Linked DNA regions of Mus musculus: region 2 is linked to region 1. Evidence: chromatin loops called from intact Hi-C (ENCODE). Cell type or tissue: left cerebral cortex. All regions are shown on one strand. Each heading gives the region's core, and the rest is flanking DNA. Links, peaks and the distances in the headings are about the cores only. Region 1 has its middle 36 kb from the start of Akap4. Region 2 has its middle 79 kb from the start of 5430428K19Rik.

Region 1 (12,863 bases), core at 1,906-9,905:
TCAGCTCCTGGTTTTGTTGATTCTTTGTATAGTTCTTTTTGTTTCTACTTGGTTGATTTCAGCCCTGAGTTTATTTCCTGCCTTCTAATCCTCTTGGATGTATTTGCTTCTTTTTGTTCTAGAGCTTTCAGGTGTGCTGTCAAGCTGCTAGTGTAAGCTCTCTCCAGTTTCTTTTTGGAGGCACTTAGAGCTATGAGTTTCCCTCTTAGCACTGCTTTCATGGTGTCCCATAAGTTTAGGTATGATGTGTCTTTATTTTTATTAAATTATAAAAAGCTTTAATTTCTTTCTTTATTGCTTCCTTGACCAAGCTATCATTGAGTAGAGCATTGTTCAGCTTCCATGTGTATGTGTGCTTTCCATTGTTTTTGTTGGTATTTAAGACCAGCCTTAGTCCATGGTGATCTGATAGGATGCATGGGGTTATTTCAATCTTCTTGTATCTTTTGAGGCCTGTTTTATGACCAATTATGTGGTCAGTTTTGGAGAAGGTACCATGAGGTGCTGAGAAGAAGGTATATTCTTTTGCTTTAGGATGAAATGTTCTATCAATACCTGTTGAATCCATTTGGCTCATAAATTCGGTTAGTTTCACTGTGTCTCTTTTTAATTTCTCATTCCATGATCTGCTGAAAGTGAGATGTTGAAGTCCCCCACTAGTATTGTGTGGAGTTCGATTTGTGCTTTGAGCTTTACCAAAGTTTCTTTTATGAATGTGGGTGCCCTTGCATTTGGAGCATAGATGTTCAGAATTGAGAATTCATCTTAGTAGATTTTTCCTTTGACCAGTATAAAGTGTCCTTCCTTATCTTTTTTGATGACTTTTGGTTGAGAGTTGATTTTATTTGAAATTAGAATTGCTGCTCCAGCTTGTTTTTTGGGACCATTTGGTTGGAAAATTGTTTTCCAACCTTTTACTCTGATGTAGTGTCTGTCTTTGTCACTGAGGTGTATTTCCTTTAAGCAGCAGAAGGCTGGGTCCTGTTTACATATGCAGTCTGTTAGTCTATGTCTTTTTAGGGGAATTGACTCCATTGATGTTAAGAGATATTGGAAAAGTGATTGTGACTTCCTGTTATTTTTGTTGTTAGAGGTGGAATTATGTTTGTGTGGCTATCTTCTTTTGGGTTTGTTGAAAGATTACTTTCTTGCTTTTTCTAAGGTGTAGTTTCCCTCCTTGTGTTGGAGTTTTCCATCTATTATCCTTTGTAGGGCTGGATTTATGGAAAGAAGTTGTATAAATTTGGTTTTGTCATGGAATATCTTGGTTTCTCCCTCTATGGTAATTGAGAGTTTTGCTCGGTATAGTAGACTGGGCTGGCATTTGTATTCTCTTAGGGTCTGTATGACATTTGCCCAGGATCTTCTGGCAAGTAGATAGTCTCTGGTCAGAAGTCTGGTATAATTCTCATAGGTCTACCTTTATATATTAATTGACCTTTTTACTTTAATGCTTTTAATATTCTTTCTGTATTTAATGCATTTGATGTTCTGATTATCATGTGTTGGGAGGAATTTCTTTTCTGGTCCAGTCTATTTGGACTGTAGGCTTCTTGTATGTTCATGGGCATCTCTTTCTTTAGGTTAGGGAAGTTTTCTTCTATAATTTTGTTGAAGATATTTACTGGCCCATTAAGTTGGGCATCTTTGCTCTCTTTTATATCTATCATCCTTAGGTTTTGTCTTCTCATTGTGTCCTGGATTTCTTGAATATTTGGGGTTAAGATCTTTTTGCGTTTTGCATTTTCTTTGACTGTTGTGTCAATGTTTTCTATGGTATCTTCTACACCTGAGATTCTTCTGTATTCTGTTGGTGATGCTTGCATCTATGAGTGCTGATCTCTTTCCTAGGTTTTTTAACTCCAGGGCTGTCTCCCTTTGTGATTTCTTTATTGTTTCTATTTCTATTTTTAGGTCTTGGATGGTTTTGTTCATTTCCTTCGCCTGTTTGATTGTGTTTTCCTGCAATTCTTTAAGGGATTTTTGTGTTTCCTTGTTAAGGGCTTTTAGCTGTTTACCTGTGTTCTCCTGTATTTCTTTAAGGAAGTTATGTCCTTCTTAAAATCCTCTATAACCATCATGAGAAGTGATTTTTAGATCCAAATCTTGCTTTTCCAGTGTGATGGTGTATCCAGGACTTTCTATGGTGGGAGAATTGGGTTCTGATGATGCCAAGTAACCTTGGTTTCTGTTGCTAATGTTTCTATGCTTGCCTCCTGACATCTGATTATTAGTGCTACCTGCTCTCTCTATATCTGACTGCAGCCTGTCCTTCCTGTGATCCTGGTTGAGTCAGAACTCCTCAGAGTTCAGCTGTCTCTGTTATCCTGTGATTCCGGGATCCTGTGATCCGGTTTTGTCAGAGCTCCTGGGAGTCAAGGTGCCTTGGGACCCTGAGATCCTGGTGTGACCAAGCTTCTGTGATCCTGTTGTCATGGACATGTAAGAGTGCCTGGGAGTGGAGCTTCTTTTGGGTGTTGTGGGGACTGGCTGCAGATTTAGCACCCAAGGTATGCTCAGGGCACCTCTTATCCTTCGATCCTGGGTGTGTTAGAGTGTCTGGGTGTAGAGCTTCCTCTGGGTGTTGTGGGACTATCTGCAGAATTTGTGTTCCATGAGTCTGCGCTTAGAAATCTCCCATCACACTGACTTTGGCTGCTAGTCTAGTTTTACACCAAGCTAAGTAATTTTTCAACAACAAAAATGGATGAAATTTGAATTCTTAGGACTTTACTCACTAGCAACAGCAGGTTTTAGATTTCTAAGAATATCTGGTCCAAACCAGAAGGAACCCATGCCACTGGTCAGGTGGAATTCCTGTGTGCCTGGGTCCCACTGGTCCCAGTTACGTCTGGTGTTGGGGCAGATGTTGTGTCCTCCTCACCTGTGATCCTATGATCTTAGGCGTGTTAGAGCAACTGGGAGTGGATCTTCCTCTGGGTGTTGTGGGACTGACTGGCTGCGGATGTCACTGCCAAGGCCTGCTTGGGACACTGGCCCAGACTGGAATCCCATATTTGATTTTTAAAAATAGGATGACATGTTTCTTTTGGTCCTGTAGTATAGCAGAATACTTGCTTTCCACCTCCTCGTTCCCTGTCCCTCTCTCCCTTCCTTCCTTCTTTCCTTCCTTCCTCCCACCTCTCTGTCCTTCTGTCCCTCCATCTTTCTCTTTTTGTGTTCATGTCTGTCTTGAGATAGTATCTTAGAAGTAGCCCCAGCAATCCCCAAACTCACATCTATCCTCCTGCCTCAGCCTCCAGTATGCTGGATTTATAAGAGTGCATGCAATATCACATTTGGCACTTCTTTTTTGATAATGTTTTGACCTTCCTGTATATTTTTTTACAATCATAAAATTTTATGTAGTAAAATGTAAAAATCAGATCTGGCCTTGGAACTCACACCGGTAATTGTGGGAAGCCCCATGTGCCGTTGCAGGGTGGCGCTGGCTACCGCTGGCCACCACGCATACATATGCAGTAAAGTTTTTTTGCCAAGATAAGGTTTTGAGAATATTAACCAATCAGATGAGAGACATGTTAACCAATCAGATGAGAGACATGTTAACCAATCAGATGAGAGACATGTTAACTAATCGGATGTGAGACATGCAAATGAGGTAGTAAGCATAACCCATGCATAACCAATCCGGATGTGAGACACGCCTCTCCTAGGCCTATATAAGCTGCACCAGTTCTGGGCTTGGGGTCTCTTCGCCTTTGCAATCAAGCTCTCCCAATAAACGTGTGCAGAAGGATCCTGTTGTGGCGTCTGCTTTGCTGGCGAATCGGGCACGCGCAAGAGGTAATCCCATTGTTTAGGAGGCTGAAGTAGGAGGATAGTAAGTTTGAGACCATGCTAGCTTGATTAGCAAGTTACAGTCCACATTGAGCTTCACAAAGGGCCCCTGTGCCAAAGCTATATACAGTAAAATTCACTTTGTCCCACGAGTCTGCTCTTAGAAAGCTCCCATCGCAATGACTCTGGCTGCTAATCTAATATGACACCAAGCTAAGTAACTTTTCAACAACAAAAAAGGATGAAGTTTGAATTCTTAGGACTTTACTCACTAGCAACAGCAGGTTTTAGATTTCTAAGAATGTCCAGTTTCTTTGTGTTTGTTTTGACAGACCAGCTATTCTCAATCAGGCTTATAACATCTATAAAGTTATCATATGTGCTATCAATATCTTTAGATAATTTTTAAAAACTACAAAGAACATTGGATATTAGCACAAGTCTCTTTTAGAAAAAAAGATGACTCTAAAGACCAGAGGAGATTTAAACATGTATATCTGGTATTGGATTTCAAACACATTAGTCTCCTTGTAGAAATCTAGAAAGTCCTGTCTGATGTCACTTGATTTTACTAGTTGACCTTTAGGTCTAAAGAAGTCTTATTTCCCAAATAGTGAGTCAAATGATGTTTTTGTTGTGACACACATATAATATGGAACAGTACTGGAAGAGTCAGGCCCACTTTCCTAGGCTGCACATGGCCTCTTTGAAGGTCTTCCAGTTTAGGAATGGCCGATAAATTTCTGTTTTACCATAATCGTTTATATCACTTTCATCCTCAATGTCTTTCCAAATTAGAGAAACGCATACTTCTCTTTCAACACTTTAAAATTATGTTTTATGACATATTCATAGTTTCCTTTTGCTGGTGACATTGATAGACATTTTAAAATCTTATGGGCTTCTGCATGCTTTCAAGAAACTGAAAAATGATCCCAAACTTTCATTTTGCATGCTTTGATTTTAGGAATAAAGCAAACACATTTGTTTTAGTAGAATTTTATAGTGTGTGTGTGTGTGTGTGTGTGTGAGTGAGTGATTTGACAGATTCTATATCATCTTCTCCAAATGAATAAATAGTGCATACTCCCAACAATAAAGAAGCTTACAGACTAAATAGATATATCCAGGATTTATATTTGTACCATCTGTTGAATTCACAGATAGATTCTAGATTGTTTTATTTCACACTTTTGTGGTTTTATTAATATCTTCCTAGACAATTTGAAAAGACAATATCAAACTCCATTTCTTAAAGATCAAAGGGCCTAATAGCTAGGGTAAACCCTTATTCTTGCTGCAATGAACTATGGCCACTAATAAGATGTGGAAGTATGATTGCTGGTTAGATCTGACAGACTCTGCAATGCTGTGGAAGAGACCAACATAAATGTTGTCAAGATTTCCCCCTACAGGACATCTTAGTGATAACCTCTAACTCAGGAAATACAGTTTTAGGTTTGAATTCATTTCATAGAACCATCAAGGGAATAACTGAGTGATGCTTGTGTGTGTGTGTGTGTGTGTGTGTGTGTGTGTGTGATGCTCAAGCTAATTCAGCAGTCACTAGTTTTAGTTAAGCCATTTGGGGAAGAGGAAGCTTTAGGTTGGTGCTGAATATCTGCAAATCTCATCCTGGACTTGTGAGATCCAGCATCTATATATGCCTTCACATAGCCTCCTCTACTGCACCTATTGGGTAATTAATAGGATCTGTTTGAGTTGTTTGTCTCTCTAATCCACTTGTAAATGATCTCTGTCATCAAGGCAATATGATTGTTGGACTTTTAAAAAGTATTTTTATAATGGTGTGTTATAGTCTTCATTTCAATTGCCTGGATATTTATAAAGCAGAGTGCTATGATCTAAATTATGTCCCCTCAAAATTCAAATGTTGAAATTCTCAGCATTTCAGAATGTGATTCTATTTGGAAATAAGGCCATAAAGAAGTGATCAGTATGAAGACATTCAGATGTTTCTTAGCCCGGGTAGTTCAGTTGTTCTTAGAAGAAAAAGAAACTGGGGCATGCAAAGGTATATCACAGGTGCAGGGTCACAAATGGACATTTACATAGAAAAAAACCCAAAAAAACCCCTATATCTACAAGGCAAGAAAGGGGGCCTCAGAATAAACCAAACCTGCCAGTTCCTTGACCTTGGGCTGGCATACAGCCTTCAGAATTGTGAAGAAAGAAATTTCTGGGTTTTCGTTGTTGTTGCAGTGGTGGTGGTGATAGTGGTTGCTGTTTATTTTGTTTCTCGCACAGGCTGTGATACTGTTATGACAGCTCTTGAAAACTAGTGTACATATTCACAACATTCATGACGTTAAGGTTAAGTTAGCACTAACTCAAACCAAATCCCAATTGATCCATATGTGCGGTGGTTTGAATGAGTAATATCCCCCATAGTTCCAACATTTGAGCATTTGATTCCCAGTTGTTGATACTGTTTGAGAGATATGATTTTGTGTGTGTGTGTGTGTGTGTGTGTGTGTGTGTGTGGTGCAGCCTTGCTGGGAGAAGTATATCACTGGAGGCCTCAAGCTACTTCCAATTAGTCTCTCTGATTTGTGCTCATGGCTGAAATATGAGCTCTCAGCTTCCAGCTCTCCTGCTACCATGCCCCTGCCCCCATCATGGTGGACTCTAACCCTCAGAGACCATAAGCCCAAATAAACTTGTCCTTCTAGAAATTGCTTTGCTCATGGTATTTACTATAACAACAGGAATGTAACTAACACAATAGGTAAAGAAAAAAATAAAACAGAAAATAGATTGCTAATAATGCTCATGATTTCAGTGGACGTGATGGGTATTCTCCATTCTAGTAACCAGGGATGATGGATGTCAATATCATCAGTCAGGAGGAAAAAAAGGAGTCAAAGAAATAACAAAGATGTATAATCTATATATCACCTCTATTTCACACAAAGAGCTATGTAATTTTCAATCCCTGTTCAGAGCTACCATGTGGATATTGGTTTCCCCTTCCTCAATCTTCTGTGTCCATCACAGAAAACTGAGACAGATTTTCTAGGAGTTAAAAACTTTTATATTTGGAACAGAGCAATACAAACCAAGACCTTAGGCCATCCAAGGGGTTGTTCCAGGGATGCTGGACAGCAAACAAAAATGGTAGTTGTATGATATTTACTTTATAATGACTGCTAATTGTTCAGATGTTCTATGTATTCTTATGTGCATATATTAGTATTCAAAATATTTACTTATTTTGTGTTTATATAGCTGTCTGTGAAAAAGATGCATAAAACTAAGCCAGCCAACACTCAAGCAGGGATGGAGGTCATGAGACCCCACGCCTAGCTTAAGAGCTACTAGCAATTAACAGCTAGCTACTAAGGTAGGGAGAGTCACTTTTATTCAGAAGTCTGGAGCCTCTTAGGTTGCCTATGTTTCAATGGATGACCGTACACTCCTAAATATTTGGGTAGCACCAATTGGACTCGGCTGGGTTTTTTAAAAAAGAGGACATAAAGTTGTAAGGGAAGAGTTCAAGGAGGGATGGAAATTGGATATGATAAAATACATTGTGTACATTTATGAAATTCTCAAAAAATAAAAAATAGTTTGAATGATTTTAGTTCAAGGTGGCCCATCTTTATAGTGCCTTAGACATTTATGCAGGTGATCCAATATTGCCCTAGGCGAATGGCATCACATTATCAAACATAACATATGCCCAACTCCATATGGTCTATTGCTTTACATGGTTCTTGCATGTAGAATTATTGGTTTCTTTAAGAAACTTTAATGATACTCATAAAGCAGACTTTATTCAGGACCAGCCCCATAGGAATAGGGACAACAAACTGAGATTTTTTGCACTGGAAGAGATTGCATTCAACTCTGAATACAGTGTGAACAAGTGGGACTATATTGCTCCGAAATAATATAGGGGCAGAGTATAAAAAAATTACTAAGACAGAAGCTGGCAAGGTTGTTCAGTGGGTATAGGTGGCTACTGCTAAGCCTATTGACCTGAATGTGATCCCCAGGACCCACATGGCAGAAGAAGAGAACTGTCTCCCATTGGTTGTCCTCTGGCCTCCATACAGGCAGGTGTGGACACACATACATACATGCATGCACACACACATACACATTAAAAAGTGAAAAATTACTAACAGAAAGAAAAGGTAAGACTCACATGATATGTACTCACTGATAAGTGGATATTAGCCCAGAAACTTAGAATACCCAAGATACAAGATACAATTTGCAAAACACATGAAACTCAAGAAGAACGAAGACCAAAGTATGAACACTTTGCCCCTTCTTAGAATTGGGAACAAAATACCCATGGAAGGAGTTACAGAGACAAAGTTTGGAGCTGAGACGAAAGGATGGACCATGTAGAGACTGCCATACCCGGGGATCCATCCCATAATCAGCCTCCAAACGCTGACACCATTGCATACACTAGCAAGATTTTGCTGAAAGGACCCAGATATACCTGTCTCTTGTGAGACTATGCCGGGGCCTAGCAAACACAGAAGTGGATGCTCACAGTCAGCTATTGGATGGATCACAGGGTTCCCAATAGAGCAGCTAGAGAAAGTACCCAAGGAGCTAAAGGGGTCTGAAACCCTATAGGTGGAACAACAATATGAACTAACCATTACCCCAGAGCTCTTGTCTTTAGAAGCATATATATCAGAAGATGGCCTAGTCGGCCATCATTGGAAAGAGAGGCCCATTGGTCTTGCAAACTTTATATGCCTCAGTACAGGGGAACGCCAGGGCCAAAAAGTGGGAGTGGGAGGGTAGGGGAGTGGGGGGGGGAGGATATGGGGGACTTTTGGGATAGCATTGGAAATTTAAATGAAGAAAATACCTAATTAAAAAAATGGTAACAAATAAAAGAAAGAAAGGAAGGAAGGAAGGAAGGAAGGAAGGAAGGAAGGAAGGAAGGAAGAGAGGGAGAGGGAGAGAGAGAGAGAGAGAGAGAGAGAGAGAGAGAGAGAGAGAGAGAGAGAGAAAGAAAGAAAGAAAGAAAGAAAGAAAGAAAGAAAGAAAGAAAGAAAGAAAGAAAGAAAGAAAGAAAGAAAGAAAGAAAGAAAAGGTAAGATTCTGGGGTAATTAATGAGGACAGGCCATCTGGGGATGGTGGAGGATGACAAACCCCATCAGATATTGAAGGGAATTAAATAGTAACAGTGGGGACTTCCAGCTTATAAGGAAATCATGCAGGTGGGCCTCATAAGATAGTCAGAGCCTAAGTGAAGTTTAGCTAGTCAATTACTTTTAAGGGGGGAGGAATAATGAAACAGCCTCCCACTTTGTAGGTCAGGCTGGCCTGGAAATCTCCACGCATCCCAGGACAGCTTCAAACTTGCAGGAGTGTTCCCAGTCCAGCCTCTTGAGTGCTAGGATTGCAGGTGTGAACCACTATGCCTGGCTTAAGCAATGAATCTGTCTGCCATTGAGCTCCCTCTGCACTTTGTGATTCCAATTACTGGTCACAAATTAGAATTCAATATGTGCTCCGTGTATCCTGACACTGGACTAAGCTTGTAAGAATTATGCCTTGTTCATTTCTTCATTATCAGCACTTTGTGGCTGTCATTTGGTAAATGTTTGCTAAGTGAATAATGAGCTTTTATTGGGACTATCTATCAAAATTATCCATTTCTCACAGCTTCTTTCTTGTGCCTGCATTTAAAGCCTGGATATGTTGGCTGAATCCTGGGCTTGGCTCTGTCTAGCTCACATTTGCTTTCTGAGCATAACCCTCATCCTGCAATAGAGAGCTGGTACAAAATTCATTTCTTTAGGCTATATTTATTGACTGTCCACTGCATGTCCTGACCTGTGCCTGGAGTAGCAAGAAGCAAAAGCTAAATTGAAAGTATAATCAAATGCTGAATTTCTGGCAGGGAAAAATTGCTCTGCGTGACTCATTTACTAAGGTTTCTGCATTGATGGTTTCTGGAAATTACTGTTTGGTATCATCTGTTCTAGTCAAACAGAGCTGAAATCTATGAGTCTGATCAATGCTTGGAAATGTTCAAACTTCAGAGGCATCATGCCGACTCCTCTGACCTCCATAATTCCTTTTGCTGGTAACAGTAATGGATGTGCCTCAGTCAAGAAGTCTCTTATTGGAGGGTGGAGTTGAAGGGAAATGTCAGCAAGAGAATAATGACATTTAAGTATACAAAACTATTCCTAGGCTACCAGACTGGATTAGGACTTGTCTAGACAGGTCAGGGAAAAAAAAGCAGTCTTAGCTTTAGGTGGTAGGGGGAGAACTAACTATGATGACCTAGAAATAAACACACTTTTAAGCGTCTGCTTTATTTCTGTCACATAGTCTGACTCTCGTGACCCTGAGCACAGTGTCAAAGGCCTGGAGGCTCCTCTATGACCAGAGTTTACTTCAAGAACTGAATCATCTGTAGCTAATTTCAGCATAATAGGATTAGTGCTATTTAAATGGCTTATGGAGTCATCAGTGGGGCTGGAGAAAAGGGGTCTAGATATTGCTTTTAGGGATGCTCCCAAATCCACACCATAGAAAGAGGCCACCAAACAGCTGCCACTTCTGCCAAACAGGGCAGCCGCCACCCTAGCAGCTGATTCTGAGACTGCGCCATCCCCCACCATGATAAGCACTACTGAACAGACTTAAGACCTACCTGCTTCTGTCCTAGCTACTGCATATCCAGAGGCAAGCCTCAAGTTAGTCCTGTTTCTAACTTCGAACTCAAGCTGCCAAAAAAGTGAAAAGCAGATGCTTAAGCCATTCCCCTCCAAAATACAGGAAGGCACACAATGAAGGTTATAATTAACGTTGAATGGGTCAATCCAGGGGGCCTGTCACAGGCTCTGATCATTGAGATTAGGAAAAGGTCCTTGTCAAGATGCTTACAACTAGTCAGGTATGGTAGCACATTCCCACAACACCAACACTCAGGAAGCGAGGCAGGAAGATCACAAATTTAAGGACAGTGTGGACTACATAAGAAGAAGTTATCTGGACAACAAAAACTGTTCCCAAGCACAAAAAAACAAAAATCTCAAACTGGCTTAAATAACATTGGAACTTGAATGGCTCGTGTAACTAACAAGAATAGAAGCAAGGCTGGCTGGAGACAGGCTATGAAACATGGCTTCCTTGGTACTGATTTCATTCTTAGGCAGGCCATCTTCTAGTGATCTTAAATAGCAATTAACAGTTCATGAGCACAACTGCCCTGTTGTGTTCAGAAGACACCATTCCACAAGAGTCCTCCCAGATCTCTGCCTCTTACAATGTTTCTGGTTTCTCTTCCACAATGTTCCCTGGGTCTTTCATAAAAGGGGTTGATGTAGATGTCCCATTTGGGGCTGAGCAGTCCAAGTCAGTCATTTTCTGCTTGATTGGTTGTCTCTGTCACCATCAGTTGGATGAGAGTGAGAGAGCTACACCAATGGGTGAGTATAAAAACAAGTGTCTAAGTACAGTTTGATGTTGTGTTCAACTAGCAAAATGGTGGTAGTAGGTTCTCCCCTAGGGTGCATGACCTTTCCAGCCATAGCTTCTTGTTCAGGTTTACAGTGTGAATTCCCTCCTTAAATCCAATCAGAAAGTGATTCGTTACTCTTATCACACTTGTGCCTCTATTGGGCTCACAGGATTCACAGTGAGATAGGTTCGCTGTTGATGATTTTTCTGCCCCAGAACCTGCCTAGTATCTTCTAGCTGAATATGAAGTCTGTGGGTATTTAAGTGTTTCTAGTTAATAAAAATGCCTTGGAATGCTTTCTGAGCTACGCAAAATTGCTCCATAATTCTTTGTAGCACATGAACAGCCATCTTATGAACTTTGCTGTTAAGTGTAGTGAGAAGGATCTGGAAGTAGATGGTGACAAGGAAAAGCATGATCAAAATATATTTAATACAAAAAAATTAAAACTGGAAAAAGAAAGAATTAAGATTGATATAAGAAAGTCCTGAGTTCTAGCCTGTATTAATTTTCTGTTACTGCATAACACATTACTTATTAGGTGGTATGTATTTCCACCTAATAAGTTAGCAGATCAAAATATACATTTATGATGTTTCTATAGTAAAGACTCTACTTAATTGGGTATGTCATTCCATTCAGGCTTCTACAATCGGGTATCACAGCTTGCCAGGAGGATACACAGTAGAAAGATACTGTTTGAAGTTCTAGAGACTAAAATTAGGCATATTTCAGGTTCTGTTCATGTACCCCTTCCAAGGTGTTGATACGTCTTCATATGGCCAAAAGAGGTTATGACAGTTCTGTCAGGTTCCTCTCATACACTTGAACTTGGCCAAAAGCCAAGATGTGATAGGGTGCTCCATCACAAGGGTACTAATCCCTATCTCTGAGTTCCAGTCTTAGGGGCTGATTACTTCCCAAATGACTTACCTTCTAATGTCACAATCACATCAGGATGAATACTTTCAACCCAAAAATCTGGTGCGAGATCAAAAACATCCAGTCTATTGACCTGAGCCACTGGTGGGGTCTCACTTGGCTGAAAGCACTGGCTAGGGCTATGATCTCATCTGAGGCTCAATGATTCCTCTGACCTCAGTAGATAGCAATTAAACATGCTGTATTTCAGTTCAAGATCTAATGGCCTGATTACTTCCTGTCTCCAAGGACCACATTCAGCCCTTCAGAGTTCATAAAAACAAGCCATGTGGCTCATCCACATTCTGACTCACAACATGAGAGCTTATGTTTTACAAGTCCAATGGACTTTTAAAGACTGTCTTGGTTAGGTCAGGCTCACCAAGTGTAATGGCTTTTAATAAACTCAGATTAGTGACTTAACAGTGACAAAATTCTTTCATTTTTGCCACATAGAGTAACATAATTAGAACAGTGCTAGCCCCTTCTGTTCATAGGTTCTCTGTGCGCACAGGGGAGGGATGCATACCAGGGATGGGAATAGTGGAGCTATCTTAGCTTTCTGAGCACTACAAAGGTCTGCATCTGCCGTTGGTGCCAAATTGGTGTCATTATTGAAGAAGATCATGATTATATCTGTCATCAGACTGTATATTTTTAATATTCAAT
Region 2 (12,863 bases), core at 2,397-10,396, 450 kb before region 1:
TTTTTACAATGGGAAAGATGTAAAACCTGTTCTTCCTTCCAGAAAGCTGGGAATTGGAGGTAATTAAGAGCCTGGTGATCTGTGTTATCTGGGCCAGTTATCAAGGTCCTAACCACCAGGCCTCGGAGATGGCTAGTAATCTAAATGACTCTTACAGCTCTTAAAAACAAGACCTAACGGTCTAAATGACCCTTACATTAACTATATAGCTGGAGGCTCCCCCAGCCAGAACCAGATGTGGCTAATAGCCCAAATGACCTCGAAGCTATAGTATAACTGAGACCAAGCCAGATCCTTCCGTAGGATCTTAAACTAACACAAGTAGTCTGCCTCCAGAACCTATCTTCTTGGGAGAAATGACATGTACCCTAACTTGAGTTTCGATGTAATTATGCTCTCTGTTCACTGGAGACTTGTACTACAGAAAGAAACTTTCCCCCCAAATTATACTGGGTTTAAATATGCTAGTAATGACCTCTTGGAATTAGACTCCCCATAGTCTTAATCCAGTTTGACAAAATCAATCTGAATCAAGTCTTCATTGTCACCTTTTTGTGCTTCATTTCCCTGCCATGACTCTCTGAAGTTCCTCTCAGTCTTGGTCACGATTGGATGGCCATCTAAAAGGTTTATGATTCCACTCTAAGCTGGGTCTTGTGGCTTAGATGAATTTCAACAATACAAAACCCGCAATTACTCCTCTACCAACCTACAGAACTTTTGCTTCTTTTTTTTTTGTATTAAGGTTTTAAATGTTTATTTATTTTTATCACAGTACAATAAAAGTCTAAATATACCCATTCCAACTCATTCTGAAAAGGGGGCACATTAGAAGAGACATCAAAGGCATTTCTTGTCTCTCTGAATGCTTTTCTCTTTTTATTTATTTATTTATTATTAGATTTTTCTTTATATACATTTCAAAAGCTATCCTGAAAGTTCCCTATACCCTCTCTCCGCCCTGCTCCCCTACTCACCCACTCCCATTTCTTGGCCCTGGCATTGCCCTGTACCTGGGGCATATAAAATTTGCAATACCAAGGGGCCTCTCTTCCCAGTAATGGCTGACTAGGCCATCTTCTGCTAGATATGCAGCTAGAGATATGAGCTCTGGGGGTACTGGTTAGTTCATATTGTTGTTCCACCTATAGGTTTGCAGAACCCTTCAGCTCCTTGGGTGCTTTCTCTAGCTTTTCCATTGGGGGCCCTGTGTTCCATCTTATAGATGACTGTGAGCATCCACTTCTGTATTTGCCAGGCACTGGCATAGCCTCACAAGAGACAGCTATATCAGGGTCCCTTCAGCAAAATCTTTCTGGCATATGCAATCGTGTCTGGGTTTGGTGGCTGATTATGGGATGGATCCCTGGGTGGGGTAGTCTCTGGATAGTCCATCCTTTCGTATTAGCTCCAAACTTTGCCTCTGTAACTCCTTTCATGGGTATTTTGTTCCCTATTCTAAAGAGGAATGAAGTATCCACCCATTGGTCTTTCCTCTTCTTGATTTTCTTGTGTTTTGCAAATTGTATCTTGGGTGCTTTATGTTTCTGGGCTAATATCCACTTATCAGTGAGTGCATATCTAATGACTTCTTTTGTGATTGGGTTACCTCACTAAGGATGATATCCTCCAGATACATCCATTTGTCCAGGAATGTCATAAATCCATTGTTTTTAATAGCTGAGTAGTACTCCATTGTGTAAATGTACCACATTTTCTGTATCCATTCTTCTGTTGAGGGACATCTGGAGAACTTTTGCTTCTTGCACATCAGCAATGGGGTGGGATGGGAGAGGCAGAGATAGACAGACAGATTTTGTAAGGTCAGCTAACAAGAAGTGATCTCCTATAGTGTAATCAAGAATATGAAATCCATCACCTTTGTCACATTTTGTTGGTTAGAAAAAGCCATAAAGAGTTCCCACTCACACTCAAGAGGGAAGAGATTAAACAGACATGTGGATACCAGGATATGAAAATGATAAGGCCACCTCAAAAGCAGATACACATTTGAAATCACAGCGCAAATCACTAATGACAACATAACCAATCTATTAGTAGAAAGTCAGTAGCCAATTTTTAAACTCTACAATCTGAGAACAATAATCTGAAAACTATCACACTGCTGACTATGTCCCATTCATAACCTGTGAGATTTTGTTGTTATTGTGTTTTAGAGACAGTCTGACTATGTAGTCTTGGCTGATCTGCAACTCAGAGACTTGGTTCCTCTGTTTCTGGAACACTGGAATTACAGGTGTGTACCACCATGCCCAGCTCATTTGTAGTAGTTTTATAGCCACAAATTTATATTTATTTGTATGACTGCTTTGTTAATAGCAGGTTGGTACAGAAGTAATTGTGATTTTTACATTGTTGAAATTGATTTGATTTGATATTGATTCATAGATGGACATGGCTCTATTATACATAATCTTTTTTGTTTGTTTGTTTGTTTGGTTGGTTGGTTGGCTGGTTTTTTTGAGACAGGGTTTCTCTGTGTAACAGTCCTGGCTGTCCTGGAACTCACTTTTTAGGCCAGGTCAGCCTCAAACTCAGAGAAATCCAGATTTACCTGCCTCAGCCTCCCAAGTGTTGGAATTAAAGTGCCATCACTGCCTGGCAGCTATATATCATCTTTTAAAAAACCTATTAGTAGTAGTAGTATTACCATTAGCATTAGTATTCTCTCATGTACTACATCCCAACTACAGTTTCCCCTCCCTCCACTCCCCTCAGACCCTCCTTTCCCACATCTCCTCCTCCTTGGACCATTCCTCCATTTCCCTTCAGAAATGATCAGGCTTCCCAGGAATATCAACCAAGCACAGCATAACAAATTAGAATAAGACTAGGTATATACCCTCATATTAAGGACTGAACAATACAACCCAGTAGAAAGGGGGTCTTAAAAGTAGGTAAAAGACTCAGAGACAACCTCTTCTCCCACTATTAGGAGTCCCTCAAGAATACCAAGCATATAGAGAGTACTTAGCTCAGACCCATACAGATTCCCTGAAGGTCACTTCAATCTCTGAGACCCCAGTGATTCCCCTATGAGCCATGCTTAGTTGATTCTGTGGGCCACCCATGTACTCATCCTGTCCTCTACCCATCTGCCTCCTCCACCTCCTTCTCCAGGTTGCTGAACTCCGCCTTATGTTTGGCTGTGGGTCTCTGTATCTGTTCCCATCAGGTACTGTATGAAGCCTTTCTGATGAGAATTGGGCTAGGCACCAACCTATAAGTATAGCAGAATATCACTGGGAATCATTTCATTGACTTTTATCCCATATCTTAGGTGACTGGGCTCTCCAGCTTCTGGTTCCTGGCTCTCTTGGCATTGTAGGGGTGGGCTGTCTCTCATAGTGTAGGCCTCAAGTCAGACCAGTCATTGGTTGGCTATTCCCAAATGGTTCTGTGCCACCATTTCCCCCAGCACATCTTGCAGGGAGGTCAAAGGTTTTGTGGCTGGGTTGATGTTTCAGTCCTACTACTGGAAGCCTTGCCTAGTAAGAGAAGATGGCCAGTTCAGACTCCATAGCCCTTATTACTGGGAGTCTTCACTAGAGTCACCTCAGTTCTATATCATATTAATGCACATTTTTTTTGCTTCAGGGTTTTTGCTAGTGACTTATTATTTGCTATATATTTTATATTTATTTTATACCATGGTAATAATGTTAAGCCAAAAGCTAATCCATGCAACTTCTTTTTTAATTATTTTTTTATCAATTAATTAATTCATTCATTTTACAGTCCAATATCAACCCCCTCTTCCTCCCAGTCCCCCTTCACATAGCTCTTCTCCTCCCCCTCCCCTTCCTTTCTGAGAAGGGAGAGGGACCCCTGGGTATCACCCTACCTTGGCACATCAAGTCACTGCAAGACTAGGTACATCCTCTCCCACTGAGGCCAGACAAGGCAGCCCAGTTGGGGGAACCAATTCCATAAGCAGGTAACAGATTCAGGGACAGCCCTTGCTCCAGTTGTTGGAGACCTGCATGAAGATGAAGCTGCACATCTGCTGCATATGTGTGGGGAGGCCTAGGTCCAGCCCATGTATGTTTTTTTGTTGATGGTTCAGATTCTGGGAGCCCCAAAAAGTCCAGGTTAGTTGATTCTGTTGGTCTTTCTCTAGAGTCCTTGTCCTCTTTGGGTCCCTCAATCTTTCCCTCGATTCTTCCACAAGACATATGCAGAGCTTAACAGAGAATTCTCAACAGAGGACACTTTCATGGCCAAAAAACACTTAAAGAAATGTTGAACATTATGAGAGAAATACAAATCAAAATGACCCTGAGATTCTACCTTACACCAATCAGAATGGCTAAGATCAAAAAACTCAAGTGACAGCAATTGCTGGTGAACATGTGGAGAAAGAGGAACACTCCTCCATTGCTGGTGGGATTGCAAGCTGGTACAACCACTCTGGAAATCAATCTGGAGGTTCCTCAGAAAATTGGAACTAGTTCTACCTCACAACCCAGCTATAACACTCTTGGGCATATACCCAAAAGATGCTCTGCCATGCCACAAGGACACATGCTCCACTCTGTTCATAAGCTTTATTCATAAGAGCCAGAAGCTGGAAGCAACCCAGATGTTCATCAACTGAAAAATGGATACAGAAAATGTGGGTCATTTATACAACAGAATACTTATTATCCAGCTATTAAAGACGAGGGCATCATGAATTTTGCAAATGGATGGAACTAGAAAATACCATCCTGAGTGATTGTAACCCAGACCCAAAAGGACATGCATGGTATATACTCACTGATAAGTGAATATTATCCAAGAAGTACAGAATATCCATGATACAACCCACAGACCATAAGAAGTTTAACAAGATGGAAGGATGCTTCAATCCCACTTAGAGGGGGGAACAAAATCATCCAGGAGGCAGAGGGAGAGTGGGACTTGGGTGGGAGAGGGGAGGTAGGAATGTCTAGAAAGTTCCAGAGACCTGGGATGTGAAAGGCTCCCAGGATTCAGTGGGGATGACCTTAGCTGAAATGCCCAACAGTAGGAAGATGGAACCTGAAAAAACCACCTCCAGTAGATAGACAAGGCCCCCAGTAGAGGGATGAGGTCACCAACCCATTTTCAAAATTTCTAACCCAGAGTTTTTCCTGTTTAAAAGAAATGCAGGGACAAAAATGAAGCAGAGACTGATGGAAAGGCCATCCAATGACCCGACCAACTTGGATCCATCCCATGGGAGAGCACCAAACCCTGATACTATTACAGATGCTATCTTGTGCTTGCAGACAGGAGCTTAGTCTGGGTGTTATCTAAGAGACTCTACCAGAAGTTGGCTGAGAAATATGCAGATACTCACAGCCAAATATTGAACTAAGTTCGGAGACCCCTATGGAAGAGTTAGCAAGGGGGTTGAAGGAACAGAATGGGATGGCAACCCCATAGAAGACCAACAATGCCAACTAGCCTGGACTTCTGGTAGCTCCCAGAGACTAAGCCACCAACCAAAGAGCATACACAAGCTTGTCCAAGGCTCACAGCACATGTGTAGCAGAGGCCTACCTTGTCTGACCTCAGTGGGAAAGGATGTGTCTAAACCTGTAGAGACTTGATGCCCCAGGAAAGAGCATCAAAGGGAGTACCCTCTCAGAGGCTAAGGGGAGAAGGAATGGGGTGAATAACTCTGGGAGGGGGAGCTGGGAGCAACATTTGGATGTAAAATTAAAATAATTGAAAACTTTTAAAAGTGGCTTGTATGCCCCAACTGGCCAAATAGCACGAGTGTGAACACACACACACACACACACACACACACACACACACACACAGGTCATGGTTACTGTCTGGTGGTCCACTACCGATGTGATCCACTACAGCTTTCTGAATTTTGGCAAAATCATGACATCAGAGAAGTATGCTCAGCAGATCTGTGAGATGCACGTAGAGCCCCAGCATCTGCAGTTGCTGTTGATCAGTAGATTGCACCCAATTCTCCTTGACAACACTGGCTGGATTTCACACAACCAACACTTGGAAAGTTGAATGAACTGGGCTAAGAAGTTTTGCCTTATCCATTGTTACACCTGCCAATTAATTATATATTTTTCCAAATACCTTAACAACTTTTCCAGTCAAAATACTTCCATAATCAACAGGATGTATAAAATGTTTTCTAAGAGTTGGTCAAAAAACCTTAAGCATGGATTTTTACCCTACAGACATAAACAAAACTTATTTCCAATTATTCCATTCTGACTACTAAGTATGTTTTGAGCTTACTTATAATGATTTAAAAATCATATTTTATTCCTTTTATACCAACCTTAATTGGAGTCTTTTCTTCAACTGTAATCTCCAGGGGGAACAAGAGTCTATGCCTAATTTTGTTCATAGTGCTGCATTTTATAAGTCAGGGCTCATGGCTTCCATATTCCAATTGGAATTTTCAATAACAGGAAAAATCCACCAAAATCTGCATGGGGAGCTTGGGTAGATGGCTCAGCAGTTACTAGCACTGAATTGCTCCAGCAGAGGAACTGAGTTTGCTTCTCAGTACCAGGGTTCAGTGGATCATCAGGTCCCGGGGGTCTGATGCCTCCGGTCTTTCCAGCCACCTGCACTCACATGCTGAGACGCAAACATATACACAATGTAAAAATAATATAAAGAAATCATTTTTTAAAGCCAAACTAATTCCATCAGCGAGTAGTAAGAGAGACACATTTATGAAGGATCTAACTTCAAAATTGTCAGTTATTATGAAAAAGTTTGAAACAATAGAGAATATACCGAATATAACATAGGACATCCAACCCATTAAAGGAAAATGGATGGCACTCCGTCTCCTGTTCGGTGCTTACTCTGTCTAGGGAAGCATGGAAAACAAATAAGACTGTTGCCCAAGCAATACCACATGCATTTCAAAGTAACAACGCAGTAAATGTAAAACCCTAGTTCTACCAGTTGTGCAGAGCCAAGTAAAGGCCTGCATATCTTCAAAGTGGAATGTCTGAAGCGATCAATGGTTTGAAACTTTAAGAAGTATGGTCCTTGAAGCAACATCAGCATCAAGTTAGAAGTCCTACATTTATGTTCCAACCCAGAGTCAAACAATGGGAGCAGAGTTCAGCATTCTGTTTTAACAAGCCATCAATGCAATTGTGAGTCACACACAAGTCTAACTTCAAAACACACTATTATTTTTAATTATTATTATTTTACTATTATTAGCATTTTTATGAAAGCCTCCTCTTGGTTGTTTTGGTGTCTGACCACTAGGTGGCGACCTTTGTCTTATGTCCCTGAGGTTGACCAACGTTTACAGTGGGTGCCTACTGGTCTAGCCACCTAACTGTCCAGAGGCAACAATTAGAAAGAAATATGATATTGGGGTGTGAAAGAAGGGTGTAAGAGAGGAAGAAAGGAGATGTAATGAGGGTGGATACTGTAGGGGTTTTGCTTTATCTCTGCTTGAACATTGCAATCTGTCTAGGAAGACGTCTTAGCATCAGTTCATTTTGAATACAAAACAACGTGAAGCGATGTTTGCGAATCTGTGAGCAGCCAATACCATCTGTGCTTTTCCTGCTTGTACTCTCCATCCAGCACCAAAGACATCCTACTCCAATACTCAACCTCTTTCTACCGTCATAATATCATAGATTCCTTCCCCAGTTCTCTTTGGTTGGTCTTTCTTTCAGTCCTTCTAAAGTCATCATTGAAACTCTTGCACAGCATACATTTAAGCATAAGAATAGTAGACATTCTTTGTCACCTCACTTATGTGACTATTCCTTTCATATCTTTCCTTAATTGAGATCTCATATTCACTCTGAAGATTCTACATTCCATACAGCCTTTTCTGATGAAATCTGCTGATTTTCTCATAAGTGGTTGGGTTTGAGAACATGGATAGGAAATCCCAGAGATGGATATCTGAATAGAAGATATTTTAATTAATCATACTCATTTACATTTCAAATGATACCCCCCTTCCCAGTTATCCCTCCACAACCCCCCCCCCATCCTCTTCCCCTCCCCTTTGCCTAATAGAGGATATTTTTCTCTCATCTCTGGAAATGGATTCATGGAGACCTGCCACTAGCTTAAAGTCACAGCTTTATTGCAGACCTCAATTCTTCACTTCAGCCAATGACATTCCTGACTACACAGTAGATATTTTCAACACTTAGAGGGAAAAATGGAGATTTTTTTTCTTCATTTATTTCTTTCTGTAGCATAGATGGAATTTTCATATTCAGACTTTTAGGTTATTCATTCTAGTGTTCTTTTTATTTTGGTTGCTCTGAATATCCATATTTAACTAACCAGATTCTTTATTAAACTTATTAATATTTATTTTTCAACTTATTAATACAAGTACATGAAATTTCTCTTATGTCCTTTGGGATTTACCACATTGCTCTTATTGTTTTGCATTTTGTTCATGTTTAAAATAATTAGTTGTGGATTAATATGAATATACAGTTTCTTCTTCTATTCTCAGTACCTCATTAATTTTTCAGTTTGTCAGGATGATATTCTATGACATATTGATATGCATGTGCATATATATATGTGTATTAGGTTTACCCGTATTTTCCATGCCTCGTGTATCATCTCTTATATGATTTCTCATTTAATGAGCTCTTCAAAATTATCTTCAGTGAGGAACTTGTATGGCAAACCTTCTTGTGCATTGTATGTCCCAGCATATTTTTATTATTCTGATACGTTTAAAGTGAAAATAAAAGATAACCATGAAATTGTAGGCTCAAAGTCATGAAGCACAACAGATCAAAATTTCATAAATATTGCCCAGTTGTCCTATTGTGCTCATAATTGTGCATAAGAAGCTCGCATCAATTAGTTCTTTCTACAAGAATCTTTGTAGAGACTGATTTTTTTTTCAATCTGGAAGATCTGAGAAATTTGTCTTTGTGCTGTTTTTGTCAAATTATATGATTTAAATTCTACTCTTTCATCTCTCTCCCTGTTTCTCTGTATGACTCTGTGTGTCTCTCTTTGTCTCTGTTTCTCTCTGTCTTGTGTGTGTGTGTGTGTGTGTGTGTGTGTGTGTGTGTGTGTGTGTGTGTTTTCAATATATTACTTTTACTATATAGGGCTGTCCTATAGGTAACTATATAGCTCAAACTGGTCTCTGGTAGGAAGATCACAGATAATCCCACCTCTGCCTCCTATACCCTAAGACTACAGACATCTTGTCTCTTTATCTGTGTCAGCCTCAACACATTTGAAGAGCAAGGAAAATGTTTGAGGAGCAAGGAAAGGACAGGTTTGGGTACCACAGTATATGCTAAGCATTCCCATTTGCTTCTATTCTATAAGCTACTGTTGTGATCAAGACTTTATACCAAAAGTCTTTAGACAAAACAGACAGATGTCACTGTCTCTAGCCTATAATAGCCATCTTTGAAGATTTGGAAAAAAAAGTCAATGTCTGATGATCAGGATGGTTCTCATCCATCTTTGTTTATTACATTTTGCTTTGTTCTGTTGCAATAGGGCCTCATTCTGTAGCCAACCCTGGCACTAAACTTGCAGCAATCCTCCTGCCTCAGTCTTATAAGTGTTGGTATTACAGGTATATGCCATCATGCTCACTCAAACAAGCAAGGATTTCTTGTGTCCCTGATACACTCTGACAAACACACAAACACACTAATGATAACTGTAGCATAGGATATTTCTGCAGACTTCTTCCTTGAAATGGTAGGTGACATTGGTAGGTACTTAAAGTAGAAACAAAAATCTAAAGGCTTCCTTAAACAGTCTCTCTCTCTAGGACTTTTCTTCTTTATAGAATCCCATTTGCATACACAGATCAGGGCCACCAAAAAACCACAGCTTCTTTTCTCAGTGATGCCAAGCCATGTTTGTATATTTCAGTTTCCTTTCCAATTCTGTTAATGCCTGTTCAAGTCTCCCCTGTACTATCCAGGCCACTCCTGCTCTCACTGTCTCTAGTGAGCCGATAAAAAAGTGTCCAGTGAGGATGGCAGTCCTCCAATAGAACATAGAACATGGTGAGAACTAACCCTCTAGTGTTGTGCTATACTATCACCCTGGATTTGAGTCTTGCATATAACAACTAAAACAAAATCGAAAGAGAAAATTATAAGCCAATATCTAGATTCAGAAATTATGCTATAGAAATTAAGTAGAAATCAAGACAAGAGAAAAATCTGTTGTCAGAACATCTTTGCAATTGCTAAAGTCCCGAAATGTAAAAGAAATGACAAAAGAGACGCTCTGGGACTACCAGGAAGGAAGAATGACCATGAATGAAGAAATAGAAAATCTGGCACAAACCTGTGGAGAAAGACCCTTGCTGCACCAGAGGCCACAGGTGTACCCAGTTCCCCAGGTAAACCCCTGGCCAAGGACTACCAACACTCCCCAATGTCTGTACAGCCTACTCCAACAGCTTCTTTTCTCCTTGACATACCATCCTAGCCCGCTCCTGCTCAAAACTCCTGCTCCACCAGAAGCCACTCCATCACACAGAACTCCAGAGGATCCCTGGCTAGACCAGATGCCACAGTACATAAAATCCCAGAAGACCCCCTCTGGCCACACAGGCTGCTAGGACATCATCCCCCAACTTGGGCAAAAATCCCCTGCTCTACTAAAAGCCACCCTGGCCATCATAAGTCCAGTCCCCAACTTGGACAGAGTCCCTCTACTTGATCATAAGTCACTGGCCAGAGACCAGAGAGGAAACAGAAAACAAGGATAAAAACACCCATCCAACACAGACAAACTCAGAAATCAGCATCTAGACCTATAATCATCCCAAACCCAGATGCCTAGATGCCACCTTAAGAATGCAATCAGCAACAGCCAGGGCAATATGTCTCTACTAGAACTCAGCCAAGCTACTACAGCAAGCCCTGATCTTTCTAACACAGTGGAAGCACATAAAAACAACCTTAAAACAAACTTAATACAGATGATAGGGGTCCTTAAAGAAGAAATTAATAAATCCTTTAAAGAGATTGAGGAAAAGACAAAAAAAAATTGGAGGAAATGAATAATTCCTTAAAGAAAGCCGGGGCGGGGGGGGGGGGGGGAGAACAGGTGGAGGAAACAAATAAAACTGTTTAAGACCTGAAAATGCAAATAGAAGCAATAAAGAAAACACAAACTGAGGGAAATCTGAAAATAGAAAATCTAGGTAAGCAAACAGGAACTACAGACACGACCATCACCAACAGAGTACAAGGGGACCAAAGAGAATCTCAGCCATTGCAGATGTAATAGAAGAAACAGATACATTAGTCAAAGAAAGTATTAAAGCTGGATTTCAACAAAGACAACAGAAAGTTTACATACTCATGGAAACTGAAAAATGCTCTACTGAATGACCACTGGATCAAGGCAGAGAGAAAGAAATTAAAGACTTCCTAGAATTCAATGAACATGAAGACACAACATACCCAAACTGATGGGACACCCTGAAAGTGGTGCTAAGAGGAAAGTTCATAGCATTAAGTGCCTACACATAGAAATTGAAGAAATCTCATACTAGCAACTGAACAGCATACCTGAAAGCTCTAGAACAAAAGAAACAAACACACCCAAGAGGAGTAGATGGCAGGAAATAATCAAACTCAGGGCTAAAGTCAATCAATTAGAAACAAAGAGAACAATACAGAGAAGCAATGAAACCAAGAGTTGGTTCTTTGAGAAAATAAATAAGATTGACAAATCTCCATCCAAACTAACTAAAAGACAGAGAGAATATCCAAGTTAACAAAAATCAGAAATGAAAGGGGGATATAACAGACACAAAGGAAATACTTAACAAAATTGGAAAATCAAAGATAATTTTTCTTGATAGATACCATATACCAAAGTTAAATCAAGATTACTTAAACAATTTAAATATACCTATAACCCTTAAGAAAATAGAGACAGTCATTAAAAGTCTCCTGAGTTTGAAGCCAGCCTGGTCTACAGAGTGAGTTCCAGGACAGCCAGGGCTATACAGAGAAACCCTGTCTTGAAAAACCAAAAAAAAAAAAAAAAAAAAAGTCTCCCAATCAAAAAACCCCAGGGCCAGATGGTATTAGTACAGAATTCTACCAGACTTTCAAAGAAGAACTAATACCGATACTTCTCAAACTGTTCCACAAAACAGAAACTGAAGGAACATTGCCAAACTCATTCTATGAGGCCATAGTCATCCTGATACCTAAACCACACAAAGATTCAACAAAGAAAGAGAATTATAGACCAATTTCCCTCATGAAACTTGAAGCAAAAGTACTCAATAAAATACAAACCAAATCCAAGAACAGATCAAGAAGATCATTCACCATGATTAGGTAGGCTTCAATCCACAGATATGGTTCAACATATGAAAATGTGCTAATGTGATCCATCATACAAACAAACTGAAAGAAAAAAGAAAATACAATTCTTTCATTATATGCACAAAAGGCCTTTGACAAAATCCAGCACTCTTTTATTATAAAAGTCTTGGAACAATCAGGGATAAAAGAGACATACCTAAACATAATAAAGGCAAGTTACAGCAAGCCTGTATCCAATATCAAATTAAATAGAGAAAATTTCGAAGTAATCCCACTACAATCAAGAACAAGACAAGTCTGTCCCCTCTCTGTACTTAATAGAGTACTTAAAGTTCTAGCTAGAACAATAATTAACTGTAGGAGATCAAGGTATACAAATTGTAAAGAAAGAAGTCAAAGTATGGCTGTTTACAGATGATATAGTAGTATACAAAGTGAGCTCAGAAACTACCAGGGAACTCCTGCCATTGATAAACACCTTTAGCAAAGTGGCTGGATACAAGATTAACTAAAAAATCAATAGCCCTCCTATATACAAGT

Evidence for each region. Peaks named below come from ENCODE experiments on the same cell type or tissue, not always from the same donor. Only the 100,000 strongest peaks of a DNase experiment are listed, where the experiment ranks them.
Region 2: a loop joins it to region 1, with 6 times the contacts of the local background. A loop is called at or near these places in 2 of 42 quality-filtered maps.

What each region holds. Positions count from the first base shown.
Region 1 is chrX:7,097,285-7,110,147 of GRCm38, forward strand. No RefSeq gene overlaps it. Among named protein-coding and RNA genes, the nearest start is that of Akap4, 36 kb to the left of the region's middle. In left cerebral cortex, for the core only: a CTCF peak has its summit at 5,213 (motif pointing left); a DNase peak (open chromatin) is centred at 5,270.
Region 2 is chrX:6,646,953-6,659,815 of GRCm38, forward strand. No RefSeq gene overlaps it. Among named protein-coding and RNA genes, the nearest start is that of 5430428K19Rik, 79 kb to the left of the region's middle. In left cerebral cortex, for the core only: a CTCF peak has its summit at 7,258 (motif pointing right); a DNase peak (open chromatin) is centred at 7,281.